2 separate regions of the Homo sapiens genome follow, and region 2 is linked to region 1. A link is a loop called in an ENCODE intact Hi-C map of the cell type or tissue named here. Cell type or tissue: body of pancreas. All regions are shown on one strand. Each heading gives the region's core, and the rest is flanking DNA. Links, peaks and the distances in the headings are about the cores only. Region 1 overlaps GLIS3 (GLIS family zinc finger 3). Region 2 overlaps GLIS3 (GLIS family zinc finger 3).

Region 1 (9,888 bases), core at 1,928-6,927:
GCAGGAATTTACATCCAGTTGCCCTTGACATAGATTTTCCTCTTGGTCCACATCCTTAAATTCGGGTTGTAGTCTTTTTGCAACCTCCACAGTGGTTCTGGAACCATCTAGTTTTTAATTCCCCACGGACACTTTTCAATTATTTTCCCAGCACACTTGCAGCATGTGGCTCTTCCTGCAGAGCTCAGCTGAAGGCTCCTGGTGATTGGATGTCAAGGGCCTTTTGGTCTCTTCCCCAGCAAGATCGAGGAATTGCTTTCGGACCCAAACTAAATTAGTAGTCCTATCGTATATGAGACAGAGACAACTGACTGCTTTACACCCGCAGGTTGAGAAGGTTCATAGAACATAAAGAACCAGAGCTTTGGCAGAGCTACATGCCTGAATGGATGCACATTCTCAGGTGCTACAATTGCCTGTCACTGTCATACTGGAGCATATTAGATTGTTAAGTCATGACTAACAGACAGAAGTATGTTATCCACCTATATATACTTTGCTTATAAAATTGTATTATTTGGTTTCAGGGCAGCCTATAGTGAAACGTTCATTTGCTCCACTGTTGAGAGATGATTCTTATTTCTCTCAAATTATACTTAAATATGGCTCAATCAAAATCTGCACATAAAGCCATGCAGGCACATTATATAACTTTTTGGGCATCTGAGTTTTCTAAGACAATTATATATTTTTCAGAAAGCAAATTCTATATTCTATTCATTAAAGTATTAATATGAACAGAGAACTCTCTTCTATCTCAAACACCTAATGAGAACAAAACTTCCCCAAATGGCCTTTGCCTAGCAGCCAGTCTTCCTCCTGTGTGATTACTCAGATCTTTTAATCTTTCAAAGCTCTAATCCATGACATCTCTCCCCAGTACACTAGCTCCCAGTGGAAGTTCTCTTCCCAAAGAAGTTATATACTGTCTGCAATGTGTCTTAAATGTAGTTAACTTCAGGCATCTGTGGGTGTTATATTCTTCAATAAATTTCAAAGTCTTTTAACAGAAGGGATCATTTTTATCTTCCCAGTGCCTGCCAGAATGTAAGATACATACTAAGTACTCAAAAAACTGTTGATTAGGAAAGTAAATAAGTAATCAATATAGTGACAACAGAACATTATTTATGGCACTCACAAAGCATTTTCCCTATATATGATCTCATTTGATACAACCTGTCAGTTAAGTAAACTGGATTTTAAAAATAACTTCTATTTTACAAAGAATAAAACAGGGTTTGGGAAATTTCTCCCAGTGACACACACACACACACACACACACACACACACACACACACACCCCAAAGTTCTTAGAGAAATACAAGTGAAGCTGTGCTTGATAGGCAGTGACCTACTGGATCATACACATTCTCTATTGTTTTCTTTACATTGTATCCCACATGTCACCCACAATGCTCTGCTTAATTGAAAGACCTGGTATAACAGGCTTAAAGTCACACAAGCTACGATGGGCACCCAAATTTTCTGTTCTTCCTGCAATAATATGTTGAATGAATGTGAATGGTTCCAAAGGATTCTGGCCTCTAACTCCTGCTGCTACCCACACGAGGCCCACAGCAAAGAAAGTGACAGCTGTATCATTATTTGAGAGCAATCTCCATTTCCATATGCTCATCTGATCCTACTGATATTACTTCTGGTGATTGGTTAATTTGGAACTATATGTAAAAGGAAAGGAGATATATCTTGAACAAAATAAAACTAATAGGAAAACTCAGAAACCATCAGCAAAAATGATTAGGGTGGCTGGTTAACCAAGAACTCAGTAACTTGTATGGGGCCATAAGAGCATGAGAGGCATGATGACCATGTTAGATGTTTGCTTCAATGTCAAGCTCAAAAGAAGTTCTAATACATCACATGGAGAATTCCTCAAAAGAAAAAATATATTCCCTATATATGTAGATCATGAAAAAGACGGCCAGTCCTAGTCTATCTGGAAATTCGTGTCTATGTGCCTCAGCAAATCCCCTAAAAGAATTAGTACTGTATCTAAAGACAGGATGGCTTTATAAACTGTTACAATTTACAGAGAGCCTGGAGTGCATCCTCAACCCCCTTAGCCTTCTCTGACCTTTGTGGATATACTCTCAAAGGAAACCATCACCAAGAATTTCTGATTTAGGAAATAAAAATCTAAATACAGTGCCTTTTTGGATCTGGAATGACATTCGGTGATGGCTGAACTTTGTCACTGACAAGCTAAGCACTTGGACTTTCTGTGTCCTGGTTCCATCGGGTCTTAAACAGAAATATTTGCAGGTAGTTTATGAAAATTCAATCATAAAATGCAGGATTACAATGCATGTGAAAACACTAGAAAAGCTAAGTATGCTACCAAAGCCATGCAGGTGGCATCTGAGTAGAATGTTTCTTCTACTACTCAATGTTTGTTAGACTGCTCTATGAAACTGCTGTATGATGTTACTGTATCAGCACCTCAGCCTTGTCATTTTAGGGGAAATATATACAATGGCCTCTGTATTCGAGTTTTGGCAAGGCCTAAATCGAGAATGACTCCTGGATCTTCAAGACGGTAAGGTATAGTTTGCATTTATCATTAAGCACAGGTAATCAGAAATGGTTGGGAAATTAATCTAGGCAAATATATAGCCTTAAGGCAGGATTCTTATTATTGGATTAAATAGAATCCAACAAAGCTAAGGAAAAAGAGCTTTTCCCCAAGATGAGCACACCCAAAAAACATACCCAAAGGAGGTCAAAAGAAAAAATACAAACAGCCAATAAATCTATGAAACTTCATAGATTTATTTATGAAAACTTTAATATTGTCAATAATTAAGAATGCAAATTAAGATAAAATAACATTTTACAGATCAAACTGGCAAAGTTTCTAAACTAGTAAAAGTTCTAAAAATAATAATACCTAGTAATGAATGGTGTATTAGAAAACAGGCACTCTCTTGGACTGCTGGTTAGTTTATAAATTGCTAGTGAGTTCCTGCAGTACAGTTTGAGAATATGTATAAAAAGCCTCAAAACTCTTTTAACACAACAAATTTTACTTTTAAGAATTTATTCTAATAATCAGAATTGTGCAACAAAAGATGTACAGAGCTGATCCAATAAAGCATTATTTATAATTTTTAAAGAATGGGAAACAACTAAGTGCCAACTAACAAAAGACTAATTTTTAAAATTATAATTTTATTTATACACTTTCTTTATAAAGTGGAATCCTGGACAGGAAGAAGCCATTATATGATGTTGAAAGAGGCTTTTATTATAAAAGCTTATAATATATTAACTGGAAAAAAGTAATTAAAAACTATGTAGATTACTAGATCAATTTAGTGGAAAGGAAAGCCTATGTTTATTGTATATGTTTGACTATAACTGGAAGGATGTATATCAAAATTCCACCCATGGTCGTCTCTGGGGACAGAATTCAGGATGACTGTCATTTAGTGCTTGGTACTTTTCCATGTTTTCCACATTTTCTACAGTGAATAAGAATTACATCTTCAGGAAAAACAATACATTTTGCAGCTTTTCATAGGGCAGCATCTCTCAAACTGGACAGTTCATGCCCCCTTTTCCACTTCCATCCACTCCCAGCATGCCCCCAATGTATAAAACGCTAAGCTGATTCTCTCTCCATCTTCTCTTTATCTCCAGTAAAATGTTGAACTTTGCCTCTTATTGAACTGTTGCCCCTTATTCTTTCTCTCCATTGATGAAATACACAAACCAAGGCTCACAAATAAATGCAACCTTTCCAAATTGCTAAAAGTAAGTTCCATATTTCACCAAGCAATTCCCAATTCCTGTTTCTTTGCTCATCCTGAAAAAAAAAATTCCATAGAAGGACTCAAATAATAAATACATAGTCAAAAACACTTGTCAGTGAATCGTTAAGGTGTTGTCTTTTAAGGTTATAAAATTATGCTAAGGAATCAAATATGCCAGAAAACAATGAGATAATGACCCCTCTCTGGCCGACCCATAAAAGGGACTGCATAAGATACATGGCTTAAGCAGTCTGTGCCCTGACTACTGTCAGTTTCACCGTTAATTATACTTCTGCCTTCAAGGCATGGGCTGGACTTGCCACAGAAAGGAAGCTGAAGGCTTCCCAATGACACCCACCCCATGAGCACAGTTCATTTTACATGCAGCACTCAGCAAGTCTGAGAAGTCCCTTAAGGCATAATCATCAATGGGAAAATGACAGCAGCTTCCCATCACAAAAAGTCTCAGGTGAAAAACAAGTTTCTATCTCATGAAAAAATTGGCATAAATAAATGATTCAGGAACTATGATTTCAGAGTCTCAAATAGTGACTAGGAGGGACAGCACAGAGATACAAGAGGGGAGAACAGGATTAGGAGGAAGGAAAGGAAGAAGACACAAGACCTCAGAACTGCAAGGCACATAGCAGGTTACAGATCCTAAAGAAGAGGAAGCAGGGGCTTAGAGAGTAAAATTCCTTTGCAAGACCATAGTTATGGCAGAACTAGGACTAAGGCAGAAACTGTGGATTGTGTTTTTCCAAGAAAATAACTTCTAGAAGATAAAATAATTTATTTCAAACATAGACACAGACCTTAAACACTGTACAGTATTTTGGCTTTATGCCCCCTCCCACCTAATATCAACCTTGAGAGAGATAAAGCTTTGTCTGAGGGGGTGATTTCCCTTTTCTATTCAATTCCCTCCCTTGGAGATAGACACATGGCATTTATAGTACCTACTTACTATGGAACCTAATCGACATTGTGTTGAAATGTTATGTAACTCAAACACAAAAGTATGCCTTTCCAGACACATCATAAAGTCTTAAAATTTATGCTTTCTATCTTTACTCTCTCTACTAGGCCCCTAAACTTCAACTATTATATTATGCAGACAGTAGGAACTTAACAAATATTTAAGTAGATGGGTAGCTGGATGGATGCACAGATGGACAAGACAGATTGTTGAGCTGCCTGGAAACTCTGCATCATATTCATAGAAAACCTGGCAGGTAAGATAGGTGTACATGGACCATGCAAATTTGCTAGGCCATGATATGATTGCTTCACCAGAAATTGACAAATTTACACACCGTGTTTCAGTCACTGAGGCCCCACAATCTCAAATTAGGTATTCATGTCACTCACACCACAAGACAGTAGGTATTAAAGCATTCCTCCCAATTAAGATGATAAGATGGCACATACTTAGTTTTAGACATATTCCCCTACAAACCTCAAATTGAGAGAGTTGCTTGAGTGTGTAAGTGTATGAGTGTGTGTGTGTGTGTGTGTGTATTCAGAAAGAGAACGGAAAACACTTGTGGGGTGTGTTTATACCATAAAGAAAGGGGAAAAAAAAGTTAACTTGAGACCTGGTATCTGAAGGAGGTATATTCAGGTTGGCTGCATTCATTGCCCTCTGTAAGCTAGGACTGATCTGGTTGCATGCTGTAGAGACCTGGCTTGCTGGAGGTGAAATGAGTCCCAGTCGCTGAACCATCATGGGACTGCTGGTGACCACTAGATTGTTGCAGCTGCCTTTTCCAATGGACTTGCACTGAGGCCCAAAGCCAAGAGCCCCTAAAAACAAATGAATCAGGTTAGCTTTCATGTCCCTTACATCAGAAATCAGTAAATACAGACATGTGCACGCTTATATCAGGACCCATCTTTAGAGACAGTCCTCAGATCATTTTTTTTTTTAGTATTGGTGATAGCAAAAGGCTTTCTCCAATTCCAATGACAAAGCCATAACGCTATAATAGAAACCTTTCCATAATCAGCACTCATACAAAATGTGCTTAAATTTTACTCCTTCTATGTAGAAGTGTCCAGTTATATTAAAAATCATATTTTATAATATCCTTACCTAAAGGGTTAAGGTGGTAAGTAGATGGGATTGCCTGTATCAAACCAAGTTTTTTCCTAGAATAGCTAATATCTTGAATCACCCAGCAAGGAAAGTTGACACTACTGGAAAAAACCTGTTTAACTGGTTTACTTCATTCCAAATCTGTACTTCCAAAAAGTCCCTTCACAAGGATGTAGTCTGGCTGTGTCTCTCTACTCTTGATTTTTTTTCTCCTCATCTCAACACATTGTCATTGGACATCTACTCAATTTTTTAAAATATCAGGATGAGAGAGTTGTAAACAAAATGCTCATTTGAAAAACAGCATGGTAACCAAATTGGACATAGATTTTTCATTTTCATTAGTAACAATCTTTCAGTGTAGTAAAAGCTGGTACATACCCAAAGGGGAAAGAAAAAAAGGAACCCACAAGAATCTGTGTCGTTATGGAAAAGTGAAAAGCAAAGAGTTTGAGAAAGGCAAACACTGCCATGACTCATTTATAAAAAAATCATAATGAGCTGAATCATTCTAGACATTCTTTTTACATGGATGCACTTTTTCAAACTTTTTTTGTCAACTACCTGGTCAAGTCTCAGTAACTATACACTCTGTTCCCATTTCTAGCAAACAAAAATATATACGATCTCAATCTTTAACAAATTAAGCTTTACATTGCAAATTTCCCATCTTTTTCATTGATATATTTGGGATCGAAGTAGGAAGAAAAGTGTCACTGTCACTTTTCTTAGCTGTAGGGGTCATAATTTCCTATTTTGTTTTCCCCAAAATTAAATCAATAGCCCAAAAGTGCCTTTGTCATCTTTTGTAACATTCTTCCCAAGAGCCCCCCAAAACAATAGAACAAACAAGACATTGGAGCAGTCACTGTTTCCATCAGTGCAGCCCTATCTCAAAAATGCTGGGGGAGTCACAGCATCATTAGCTGCCAGGAATCCTGGTCTAGTGCAGACTTATGGGACACTAAAATCCAAGTGGTAATTGACCTGCACAAAATCACACAGGGATTTAAAGGGAGAACAGAAACTGATTCTACGAGAATGTATTTTTATGACACCTGTGTGCTTAAATTTAGGCTCTGATATGCCTAGTTTCTTCCTTGTACACTTTCCAAGATCATTTGCTCCAAAAGAAATTTCTCTGATTTTCTTTCCCAGATACATAAACCAGAACCTCTCCTTGACCCCTCCCATTGCAGTTTATATCTGATCCATCTTCTTGTGCCTTAAAAGATCAGTTATAGATATTCTGTTTTCGTAACTCATAAAGCACTGTATTATCCGGGCTTCATCTTGACACCAAGAATAGTAGGTACACTTTTATGTAACTGCATCATAAATTCAATATCTTTAAAAATCTCAATAAGCTACATGCATTAGCTTTTCATATTCCCTTTTTACCTTGAAAAAAAGGCAATGTGATGGTTCATAGCCTAGTCCAGTATATAAGACTGAATGAATGAATTCTCTATATGAATTCTTTCCCCAGGTCCCATTGCTACTAGCCACTATTATTAAAAGCAACATCAATTATCAAGTATTCTGTCAAATTTAATGTCATATATTTATCTAAGGAACTCAGTCATTCCATGCCTATTTCCTTTTCAGAAAAAAGGTATTAATATCTATCTACCTCTAAAACAAAGATATAGCAGCTGGAACAGCATCCAAGGAATACTACTTGATGGCAAAACATACCAATAGATTATTTCATAAAACTAAAATGGCACATATTGTAAGGTGTACCATTATTTTACGTACCAGTAAGAACATGAACTGCCAGTCCAACTAGTGCATGATGTCCAGATTTCAGAGATGTTGTAATGTAAAAACATGCACACCTTAGAGCCAATACAAACTAATGTGATCACTGAAACATTTATTTTAACCCTTATCTTGTTCATGCTCTTCTCTTTGCCTGGAATGCCCTTACCCTAACTTATCCACCTAGTGAGCACCTCTGCATCTTTAAGGTCTCAATGCAAGGGTCACCTCCTATATGACCTCCTCCTCCACTACCTGTTAGGCAGATCTGACCACTGCTTCTTTCATTTGTCCACATCTCCCATCACACATGTGCCTCAGCACCTATAGTGCTTCAGGGAACTAAACTCTTTACATGCCTGCCATCTTCTCACTTTTATACTTCACTGCTGTTTAAAGACAAAGCTCTTGTTTGAAGCATCTCTACTTCCTTAGCACCTAACCTAGGGTCTAATGCACATTACATAATAAAGTCTATCCAGTGAAATTAGAATGAATGAAAGAAAACAAAAGATACTTATAAGTGAATATTAAATACTGACAAGTTATTCCACTGAAACTCTCCTGGTCATCTTTGTTGATGATATACAGTACCATTTTTCAAAAAGCAGAAACAAAAAAACTCCAAGTCAATCCTTTGATGTCTCTCCACATAATTGCTAACTAGATCTGAATGGAATATGAAGTCAGTGGGGGTAGTAATTATAAATCCATCTTCCTGGGCCAGAATTTTACACTGGTCAAGGCTGCCTCTGTAACTCTCTACTCTGGATTCATACATTCACATTGTTTTCTTGCTTTGTAATAAAGAAATGCTAATTATCTCCCTAGTATCTCCACATTCTTACTATACCACCTCCTACTCCCAAATTCACTGGTCAACTTTACACTTTACACTCAAGTGTAAAGCCAAAAGGCCAAGAAGCGATCACTGGTCAACTTTAACCCCATCTAAGCACAAATGGTGTCACAAATGGTATCCTTGAAGCATGAAAATTAATGGTGAACTTCTTGGGAACATGTAAATGTTTGTGGTACAACTATGAGGATGTTCTGGAAAATGGAAAATGGCAACATCTGTCTCACACATGCAGGCAAACAAGTCTGACCAAGAACCACTGTGCTCAATACAGCCATCTAAGTGTTTTTCATAATGCCAGAAACATAATGAACACCTATACCTCCAGACTTCTCAGAATTGTGCAGTGTCTTGGAGTGTGGGCTCTGGAGATAGCTTGCCTGGGATCTGCTATTTGGGGACTTACGCAAATTACTTAACATTTTTGTGCCGTATTTCTCCATGTCTATGTCTTCTCATCTGCCAAACAGGGATAAAGTTAACCCTCCCTCTGATATGGTTTGGATCTGTGTCCCCACCCAAAACTCACATTCAACTGTAATGACCAGTTTTGGAGGTGGGGCCCAGTAGAAGGTGATTGGATCATGGGGGGTGGATCCTTCATAAATGGTTTAGCACCATCCTTTGGTGCTGTTTTCATGATAAGTGTTCTCATGTGATCTGGATGTTTCAAAGTGTGTGGCACCTCCCCCTCTCTCTCTTCCTCCTGCTCCAGCCATGTAACACATGCCTGTTTCCCCTTCGCCTTCCACCATGATTGAAAGTTTCCTGAGGCCTCCCCAGAAGCTTCTATGCTTCCTGTTAAGTCTGCAGAACCATGAGCCAATTAAATCACTTTTCTTTATAAATTAGCCAGGCTCGGGTATTTCTTTATAGCAATGCGAGAACAGACTAATACCAAGGAGTGGGGCATTACCATGATACCTGAAAATGTGGAAGAAGCTTTGGAATTGGGTATGGACAGAAGTTGAAAGAGTGTGGAGGACTCAGAAGAAGACAGGAAGATGTGGAAAATAGTGGAACTTCCTAGAGACTGCCCGAATTATGACCAAAATGCTGACAGTGATATGGACAGTGAAGTCCAGGCTGAGGAGGTCTCAGATGGAGATGAGGAACTTGTTGGGAACTGGAGCAAAGGTCACTTTTATTATCCATTAGCAGTGAGGTTGTAGGCATTGTGCCCCTGCTCTCGGGATCTGTGGAACTTTGAATTTGAAAGTGATTTAGTGTATCTGGAGGAAGAAATTTCTAAGCAGCGAAGAGTTCAAGATGTGGCCTGGCTGTTTCTAACAACATGTGTTTATATATGTGAGCAAAGAAATGAGCTGAAACTGGAAGTTATATTTAAAAGGGAAGCAGAGTGTAAAAGTTTGGAAAATTTACAGCCTGGC
Region 2 (9,888 bases), core at 1,802-6,801, 80 kb before region 1:
ACCAGATTTTAGGTCTTTTCCTAAAATCTTTAATGCAAGCAAGTGAAGAAAAATATTCAATCAATAAGGATATAGAAGGAATGGAAAAAATCTGAACGGGAACTCCCAGCACTTTGGAGAACTATTAATGTGGACGATAAAGACAGAGTTTCTTCAGTGGAACTAAGTGGATAGTGAGTTATAAAAGATGGAGAAAAGGAGAAAACACTATAAAAAGATGAAAAGAGGTGATGGAATGAGGTGTTCAGTAGATCGTTCTACCACAGTCTTCAAGTGGTGCTGTCAACTGGGTCAACTGGGTCATTGTTCTTTAGGTAAGAGTTGAAGTGAAGGTCATCAACAGTGGTTCTCAAAGGTGGTCTCCTGGTCCAGCAGCATCAGCACTGCTTGGAAACTTGTTTGAAATACAAAACATCAGGACCCACTCCAGACCCAGGGAAGGAGAAAGATTTCTTTCTCAACATTCTAATCCTGTCCCACCTCGTGATTCTAATGCATGCTAAACTTTGAAAGTGAAGGATAGTTATGTGGAGTGAGTACCATCAAGAAGGTGTTCATTACACAGGACATCTGCAAGGCAGGCATTTTGGCCATGTCCAGTAGTGACTGTACTTCTTTAAAACACTGTTTCTCAAATATGACTGCACATGGGAATCCCTGGGAAGCTTATTAAAAGCCCCGGGGGATGTCTAGCAATGACTGGAGATATCTTTGGTTGTTAAAACAAGGGGGTGGGAGTGGAAGTTTGCTACCGGCCTCTATTTCCCTCTACCAACTAGGGATAAGGGAAACTGCCAAACATCCTACAGTGCACAGAACAGCCTCTGCTGAAACGAACTATCTTGCCCCCAGTGTCATTAATGCTGCTTTTGAGAAGCCTTGCTTTAGGCAAATCAACTATCTCAATCTGTTTTAGTTTTTGCACCTTAGACTTGGTGGAAAAAAGCTTGGGTCAACTTCATGGGCACCACCATTGAGACTCAATTCTGCCTTACCAGAGCTCCATTTTTAGTGTGTGTGTGTCTCTGTGATGTTATCAGGTGCCTACTTAATTGTTCATAAAACGGTGCTTCGTTTCCTAATCAGTATGGTTCTTGTTTGCCTATGCTCTGTGAGACAAAGTAACAAATGTAAGATGGCATGTTTTATTTCTGTTCTCTGGAATCTAACGTCACAAAGTCCCTGACTCTCTGAAAACGTGAAGCTCTCCAGAAAGATGTTCTGAAGATAAAACCAGGTAGAACACCCAACCCCACTTCATGTCTCTTGCTTGAGTCACTATTTCCTTAAAAGATAAATGACCCTAGTCCTTGCCTTTTTCTGCACATAAGACAATATCTGACAGTCTTAGTGATTATGCTTCTGTAACCTATATCCAGGTGTACTCTTATGCCCAAACCTTGATATGACTCTGCTTTAGTGTAATTCTGGACAAGTTTGATGTGATTTTGCATGTCCTGAACCTCCACCACCTGTATATACGCAGTGAGCTGAAACTGTGCTGACAGAACCTCTCAAGAGAGCAACTCTCAAGCTACAGGCCTCATCTACAGTCCTCAATAAGATTTCTGAATAGAACGCACGTTAATCATTTCAAAAGCTTGGGTTTTTGTTTTTTTTTTCTTTAGTCAACAATCTCTTGGTCAGGAGCTTCCTGAAGGAAGGAAGGATGAGTGGAGAGATTTGGGTACCAAAATTTCACTCTGACACCCTAGTAATTCCCATGGCCAGCCTTGATTCTTCATTTGCAAGTATCCAAGATGTAAACATTATCAAGCCCAAGGGTCAGCAGAATAGAGAAGTGAAATGGGAACAGTGTTAACTGTCAGCCAAACATAGACTAAACCTAAGCTATCTTCATTAAAATGGATATTCTGAGAGCTGCTTCCGGTTAACCCATGAGTACATAAAGCATGCCAACTGCTGCTGGGAATCATCTGTTCCAAAGAGGCCAACACTTACTCGTCTGTTTTTATTTTGCGTAAAGAATGAGTAGAGCATAAAACCCCTCACCATCTAGTGCCTGTTTTACCCCAAATCTTCTACATCCACTGTTCCGAAGATTTCCACACTGATTCTGAGCAATTTATGTAAGCCCAGGTGTTCAAAGTTCCAGGTTGAAACATTTGGTTAATTAACATCATGCTGCAAACACTCAAAATCACTTCAGCTGCCACTATAACAAAACAAAACTCCCAAAAACAAAAACTGTAGGGAAATATAAACAAATGGCAGTATTCTTTGGAAAACAATATATGATTTTAGTGACAATAAAAGCAGCAAGGGCTTTCTTGATTTAATACTGTGTTTCTCAAAAACATTTTTCTAAAGGAAATTATATTGAGTTTGAGTAAAAACTTGAAAGTACACATTATTATGAGCAGAATGCAGCTATGTGCCAGGACGCCAAGTCATTAGAGCTTGCTTGAAAAGAAAAAAAAAAAAAAAGGTACAGTGAAAAAGAGCGCAAACCCCAAGAGTGGCAATCTTGGAAATATCAAAAGAAATGGCTATTCTTCTACTAAGAACCCAAAATGGTTTTTCTCCCCCGGAGCCACAATGCTCTCAGCTGTGGTTCTCTGCATTCACAGCTTCCCAGCCCCTCCCCTTCCCACAGCCCCACTCAAGGTCCCAATTTAACTCCTGCATTTTAATCCCTTTAAGCATCCATTTGTTCCTTTCCTCCCAATCACTTTCAGTGAGACTTTACGTCTTTGGCAAGGGGCCAGAGGTGGTTCTGTCAGAATTAATTTTTTTTTCAAGTATGAAGTGTAGAGTGTTGAGCAAGAAATCCAGTTTTCTTAGTTTTGAGGTGGGAGATCAGGGTGAGGTACACTGAGTTTTTTATGTATTTTCTAAGAATTAAGGCAGGTGGGGTGAGGGTGGGGAGCAGTTCTGATTGAGCTGTGGTAGGATTCCCAGGAGATAATCAGGTACGGCTGGTTTGGGGTGACTGGCAGGCTGAAGGCTCCATCAGTCAGTCTGTAGGAAGGGCTGGGAAGGGGCCTTTAAATCATATCCTAAAGAAGGAGAAGGTCAGCACCATGAGTTTTGTCTCAATGACTCAGTTATTGGAGGGCTGGGGAGGTGGTTTTGAGCACACTATTCTACTGCTGAGTTTGCTCCCAGGAAAACCTTCTTCTCTACAAGTCCCAACAGCCATGGACATGTGAATAAGCCTGAAAAACTAACAGAAAGATCTGTTTTCACACCATCTTTGAGCTACTGGGAACTGACCCAGTACCTCTTTAGAATAATGTGACTGAGTAACACAAAAGAGAGAAGAGTAATTATTTCCTATGAAGACAAGAACAGGATGCAGCTTCAGAGTTCACTTGTAGTTCTGGAGAACACAATGCAAGTCTTGGGTTGGGGGCTCCCAGATATATCAGCTGCAAGAGCAGCAGAACCTGACACCTGCAGCACTGGCCAGCACCCACAGCCGGCTGTTGTCACCAACAATGGAAGGCAATATGATGGGCCTTGTCAAGAGCACAGGTAAGGGCCAAGAGGGCAGAGCAGGCAAACATCACCAATAGGGTCCGGCACAGAAGAGAAAACTGGCAGACACCTTCAGTGTCCCAGAGAAGCTGAGCAACCTTCTGAGGATGCCCATCAGAAAGGACATGGGGAGGGAGTCTGTTCAACAGGAGAATGAAGTTCTTACAACAAAAGAAAGATCAAAGTCTTCGGAACAGTGTGTGGCTCTTAACTCTACCTGTGAAACCAGACACTCTCCATCCCCTAGTGCCAAGTTCGACTAAATAGACATAAAGCATTTATGCATATGATTATACAGATCTGTACGAAGACTGTAGGAGATATTAAGTAATCTCCCAACGCCCCTTAGCACGTCAACATTTGTTTTCCTGATTGTTCCTTTCCCTTAGGAAAATTAACACATAGTCTCTCTCTGGTCTCTCATAGTCTCTCATTTCTCTTTAATTTTCTGTTCCTGCTACTCCACGCCTGGTCCTATTCCTATTTTTCAGTGAAAATTATTCACAGAGAAGGAATCCAATGGGTCCATCTTATCCTATGTGGGAAAGAGCTTTTTGCTGGCCAGCACATGGAGTGACTGTCTTTGGGTCAGGTGCACATTGCAGTCTGGGTTGGGTACAGTAGACCTGGTGGTCTACAAGGTGAACCACTACCTCAGAAAGAGGTCATGGGCATGACTGAGGGTGACTGCTCACAGTACTGTCACAGAGTTAGAGACACTAGCATGCTTTCTCATATTTCTTTGAAAAGAAAAGCAAAAACCTGGGACTAACACAGACTCTTCACTTTCTTTTTATCTTTGGGCAGATCCATTCCTAAATTTTTCCAGACACCATCTTGAAAGTCCCCCAGGATAATAGAATGAGTAAGAAACAGACTACAGAATGCAGTGGGTGAGGAAAAACTTTTGATTAAGCCAAAAGCAAGGGCAGATGTAAATTCCGAGGAAGGGAGGACTCAGAAAGCTGTTTGGTAGTGCAGGCATAAAAAACAAGGCAGAGAACAGAGCAGAGTCTGTTTTTAGCATAGGACTAGGGTGGAAGTCACTCAACTGCAGCCAACAGCAGTGGCCAGACAACCTAGCACCTAGAGTTGCCTTAGATCTTTGAATTCCAAGTCCTGACATTTACTGATTCAATTTTGTGTTTCCAAGTTGCCATTTTGGCCATATTGATATTGCATCCTTATCGTAAGCCCTATTACTTGAAGACGGTCCCCTTGCAAATGAAGGAAACTGATGTACACACTGGACCTTGTGGATTTCACGTAACTAAAAAGCTGCAGGAAGATGAAGTGTTCTGAACTTTTTGCTATAAAAATGAAAAAATTTTTTTTGAGCCGGAATCTCGCTCTATCACCCAGGCTGGAGTGCAGTGGTGCGATCTCGGCTCACTGCATCCTCCACCTCCCAGGTTCAAGCAATTCTCCTTCCTCAGCCTCCCGAGTAGCTGGGATTAGAGGCACACACCACCACACCTGGCTAATTTTTTTTTTTTTTTAAGGTAGAGATGGGTTTCACCATGTTGGCCAGGCTGGTCTCGAACTCCTGACCTCGTGATCCTCCCACCTCAGCCTCCCAAAGTGCTGACATTACAGATGTGAGCCACCCCACCCAGCTGAACTTTTCTTTTGTACATGCAATGTAACAACTTGGAAAAAGAAGAAGTCCTGGCCCCAACAGCAGATGCCTGGAAAGAATCAGACAAGAGGCTGAAGGTGAAATTAAACACAGTCTCGCAATCACAGCTCTAGATATTATGAGTCCTTGCAACAGAGATCACTAATGTTCCGCCCCGTCAGATATCTTTGAGTACTCTTGGAAAATGAAAGATGTGCCAAAAGTTGGAGGACTGGCAAATGTCATTCATACTTTTAAACTGAAGAAGAAAGATTCTAAAAATTATATAGAGGTCGGTCACCTTGGGAGATCGGGGGGGAAATCATAAATGGTTTATTAGGCTGCTCATGACAAGACAGAACAAAAAGTGCAACTGCCAGGAGGCAGCAAATTTTAATTTCACTCAGAATTGGCCACATCAGCCTAAGCTCATTTTTCCCTTCATTTATATTGCTGTACCAAAATATGGACTTCAACAATGTATTTTATAAGGTCTCTTATGGCAGTCTTATAAATTATAGAGGGGGGTGTAAAACTTGTTATAAACTGTTTTCAAAGTTGATACTCACCTTAAGAGAGGATTCTAGTAGCTTACCACAGGGCTCTATTCTTGACCTGCCCAGTTGAACATTTTCATCATGCACCTATGTGAAGACAGTAAAGGCAACCCTACCAAATCTTCACAGGCACAGTGCTGAGAAAAACAGTAAAGACCCTGAATGGTACAGTATGGATCCAAAGAGAGGGTTGGCAGGCATGAGAGGTGGGTTAGATCTAGCAGGATATAACACTTTGGGGCCCAAATAAACAACCCTATAAGGAGGGGCTGAGAGATACATGACTTAAGCAGCAGCACACAGAAATGCTCTGTGTTCATCAACAGAAAACTGAACATGGGTCAAAGGTGGGGCCAGCAATCAATGAAGCTAATACGATAAGTTGTACTTAATGTGCATGTGATTTTTAGAATTAGGTAGGTAATAAATCTTTTCTACTCTGTGCCATACTTGAAGTATTATCTTCACTTCTAGCGTTGCATTTTTTGAGGGAAGTACATTCACTGGAATATATTTAGAGTTCCTCTACCAGGATAATGCAGGAACTCTAAATTGTATTATATGAAGAATGGCTGAATGAACTAGGCATGTTTACTTGGCAAGTATGGGTTGAGAGACATGGCAATTCTTCTTCAAATAAATGAAAACTGAAGAGAGGCAATACTTCATCTAGGTATTGCCAGAGGACACAATTAGGGATGAAAGCTGTAAAGGATATTTTACCTCAATGTGAAAACAGTTTAAGCCCTGGCAGATGCTCAAAGTCTCAACAAACACTAATGGGAAAGTTGTCGGAGTGTAGACTTCAAAATGGGTTGCTGAGTTGGTGATATTGTTTGGCTCTATGTCCCCACCAAAATATCACCTGGAACTGTAATCCCCATGAGTTGAGGGAGAAACCTGCTGGAAGGTGACTGGATCATGGGGGCTGTTTCCCCCATGCTGTTCTTGTGTTAGTGAGTGAGTTCTCATGAGAGCTGATGGTTTCACAAGGGGCTCTTCCCCCTTCGCTCTGTCTCTCGCCTGCCACCAGCTAAGACGTGACTACTTTCCCTTCTGTCATGATTGTAAGTTTCCTGAGGCCACCCCAGTCATGCAGAACGTGAGTCAATTAAACCTCTTTCCTTTATAAATTACCCAGTCTCAGGTAGTATCTTGATAGTAGTGTGAAAACGGACTAATACAATTGGGTAATCTTTTAAGGTCCTTTTAAATCTTAAGAATCTTTATTTTTATATTACTTTTTTAGACCCATATTCTAATTCTGTTCATTTCACTAATTTCAAAAACCTGTTACTGCTCTGAATTACAAACAAACTTAAATCCACACCTTGTGACCTACCCTTTCTGGTTCACTTACTTTGCATTTTAGCTTCACAAATAATAAAGTACCTATTATGCTGGGAGCTAGAGATGCATAAGTGACTTACACATGGTTCCTGACCTGAAGAAGCTCACAATCTAGGGAAAGAAAAAACTGTAATATAACGATGTCAGTATGAAAAGAGGTGGGAGTCGGCTCAGTGTGCTACCCCATGCCAGCACAGAAAAGGGAACCCTAGTTGATTCAGGAATGTTCTGGGAAAGACATGAACCTGGGTGTTATGGCTCCAAAGCCAACATTCCTGACCTCTCTGTCTGCTTTTTCGGTTACATAGGAAAATAATTGCAATTAGTGTAGGCAAGGCCAGTAAACTTTTGTGAGATGAACTCTGTTGGGACAGCAGAAATCTACTTCACCAGCTGGTAGGCCTAAGGAGGTCTTTGTTCTCTGGTTCTTACTTTTCCAACAATCTCTGGGTAAGAAGTGTGGGCAAGACTCAGGGCTTAGGCAGTGGGGAAAGGGGCCTCACTGTGTTCTCCAATTGAACCCATGATTGGAGAGCCCTAAATAAAACTGGCATTTTGCCCCCATTTACTGCAGTTCTGTGTGTTCACACTGAATTTATCCGACCCCTGAAGAAGAGTGAGGGGTAATGACCTTTTAGAAAATTTTATTATGTAGGGCTGGCTATAGTTAAACATAATGCAACATTTAAATGAAACCAAGGAAAGTAAATGGTATTTTTAAATTCAGAATGATATGTGTGAGGATCAAGAAAACATGTTTAGCAGAAGATGGAAGGGCAAAAAGCTGTTAGATGGTTCACACACTGTAAGGGATCCTGCTGGAAACTTATTACCCTGTGGATCTTTTTAAACAGTCCACCTTAAATGCTGATATTATATGGGGCTATCATATAGCCATGCCATGGCTCAGTATGTGCATAATATAAGCCATTCTCATAAATAGAAAAAAAAAGTAGCTAGCACGGTCAGAAACAGCTGGCTTAACCACATTATGGTATTCAACTGTGTGCTTATTTTTAAATTGCGTCAAATTGCTCTGAAGCCAATGACCTAATGAAGACAGAAGCATCTCTTCAAAGAGAGCACAAAAGCATCTTTTAAGACCATGATCAATAGGTGGCAGCATCTCTTCCAGCACTGAAGTCCTCTCTGTGGGGCTCAGATGAAGCAAATTTTCTCAGTAATTTCACCCCTCTCAAGGGCTGTCTTTCCAGCCACCCATCAGGTGACTAGGCCTAGCCTATGCACCTGTTAGGATTCCTGCACAAATATCTGACCAACAACTTAGTTACTTCCAACATTTGAGCGCTTTTCTAGAAACAGGCAATGTAGACCTCCTAACAACCATCTCTGGAATGCCAGTGACCCTACTGCATGCTTTCACTTTGAAATAGTCACCAACACGTGGCAGGACAGGAAATTATTTGGGGATCCAACCAAGTCAGCAGACCTCAATCTGGACTGAACACCATGGACATACAGAGAGGGCTAAGAACAAATGGTGAGGTTCTAACCAAATAGCAGTTCAGACACACACCAATGATGTCTGAGCAAACTATCACACAAACACACAATGCAAGAAAGAAAACACACATCTAATAACAACAACAGCTGCACCTGGATAGGAACTACTCCAGAAGTCTAGGATACAGAGAGATTTCCAGAGCTTCAGCCAGTGTACTGCTTGTCAAAATACTCAAATACAACCATACTGGTTGGTAAATAACCTCTGCCTTGATACCTAAGATCCCCCTGCTACTGGCCTGGCCATCTGGACTACTTCTGCAGGGCCCCTTCCTCACCTCCCTACAACGTGATTGTTAAAGGATAAAAGCCTAGCATGAAATGGGCCATCAAGGACCTTGCTCCATTAGTTGATGCCCATTCCAATTGGTCAGTGCCAATGCCAGGCTGGCTGTTAAAGGCTGCAACTACTGCCAATGCCCACAGCCCACAGATGCCGGCAGGAGTGTCGTGTACTGAGCTATTCGTAGTCTGATTCTTTCCTTCATTCTCTTTCATACATATATCCCCACCTCCAACACACTTGCGCACACATAGGAATAAGCTTCCTGCATAAGAATCTTCGGAGGAATGACCATCAGAGTGAACAGGCAACCTACAGAATGGGAGAACATTTTTGCAATCTACCCATCTGACAAAGGACTAATATCCAGAATCTACAAAGAACTCAAACAAATTTACAAGAAAAAAACAAACAACCCCATCAAAAAGTGGGCAAAGGATATGAACAGACACTTCTCGAAAGAAGACATTTATGCAGCCAACAGACACATGAAAAAATGCTCATCATCACTGGCCATCAGAGAAATGCAAATCAAAACCACAATGAGATACCATCTCACACCAGTTAGAATGGTGATCATTAAAAAGTCAGAAAACAACAGGTGCTGGAGAGGATGTGGAGAAATAGGAACACTTTTACACTGTTGGTGGGACTGTAAACTAGTTCAACCCATGTGGAAGACAGTGTGGCAATTCCTCAGGGATCTAGAACTAGAAATACCATTTGACCCAGCCATCCCATTACTGGGTATATAACCAAAGGTTTATAAATCATGCCGCTATAAAGACACATGCACACGTATGTTTATTGCGGCCTATTCACCATAGCAAAGACTTGGAACCAACCCAAATATCCAGCAATGATAGACTGGATTAAGAAAATGTGGCACATATACCCCATGGAATACTATGCAGCCACAGAAAAGGGTGAGTTCATGTCCTTTGCAGGGACATGGATGAAGCTGGAAACCATTATTCTCAGTAAACTATCGCAAGGACAGAAAACCAAACACCGCATGTTCTCACTCACAGGTGGGAATTGAACAATGAGAACAC

What was found. Hi-C counts contacts between places; a loop is a spot of excess contacts. Peaks named below come from ENCODE experiments on the same cell type or tissue, not always from the same donor. Only the 100,000 strongest peaks of a DNase experiment are listed, where the experiment ranks them.
Region 2: it touches region 1 in a loop (2.4-fold over the local background); 3 of 110 quality-filtered maps call a loop at or near these places.

The regions. Positions count from the first base shown.
Region 1 is chr9:4,120,360-4,130,247 of GRCh38, forward strand. It overlaps GLIS3 (GLIS family zinc finger 3), which reads right to left. Exons shown (of 11, transcript NM_001042413.2): 3 at 5,375-5,582. Among named protein-coding and RNA genes, the nearest start is that of GLIS3-AS2, 170 kb to the right of the region's middle. In body of pancreas, for the core only: no CTCF peak of the experiment used is centred there; no DNase peak of the experiment used is centred there; H3K27ac peaks cover 1,538 bases.
Region 2 is chr9:4,040,518-4,050,405 of GRCh38, forward strand. All of the region lies in intron 4 of GLIS3 (GLIS family zinc finger 3), which reads right to left. Among named protein-coding and RNA genes, the nearest start is that of GLIS3-AS1, 150 kb to the left of the region's middle. In body of pancreas, for the core only: no CTCF peak of the experiment used is centred there; no DNase peak of the experiment used is centred there.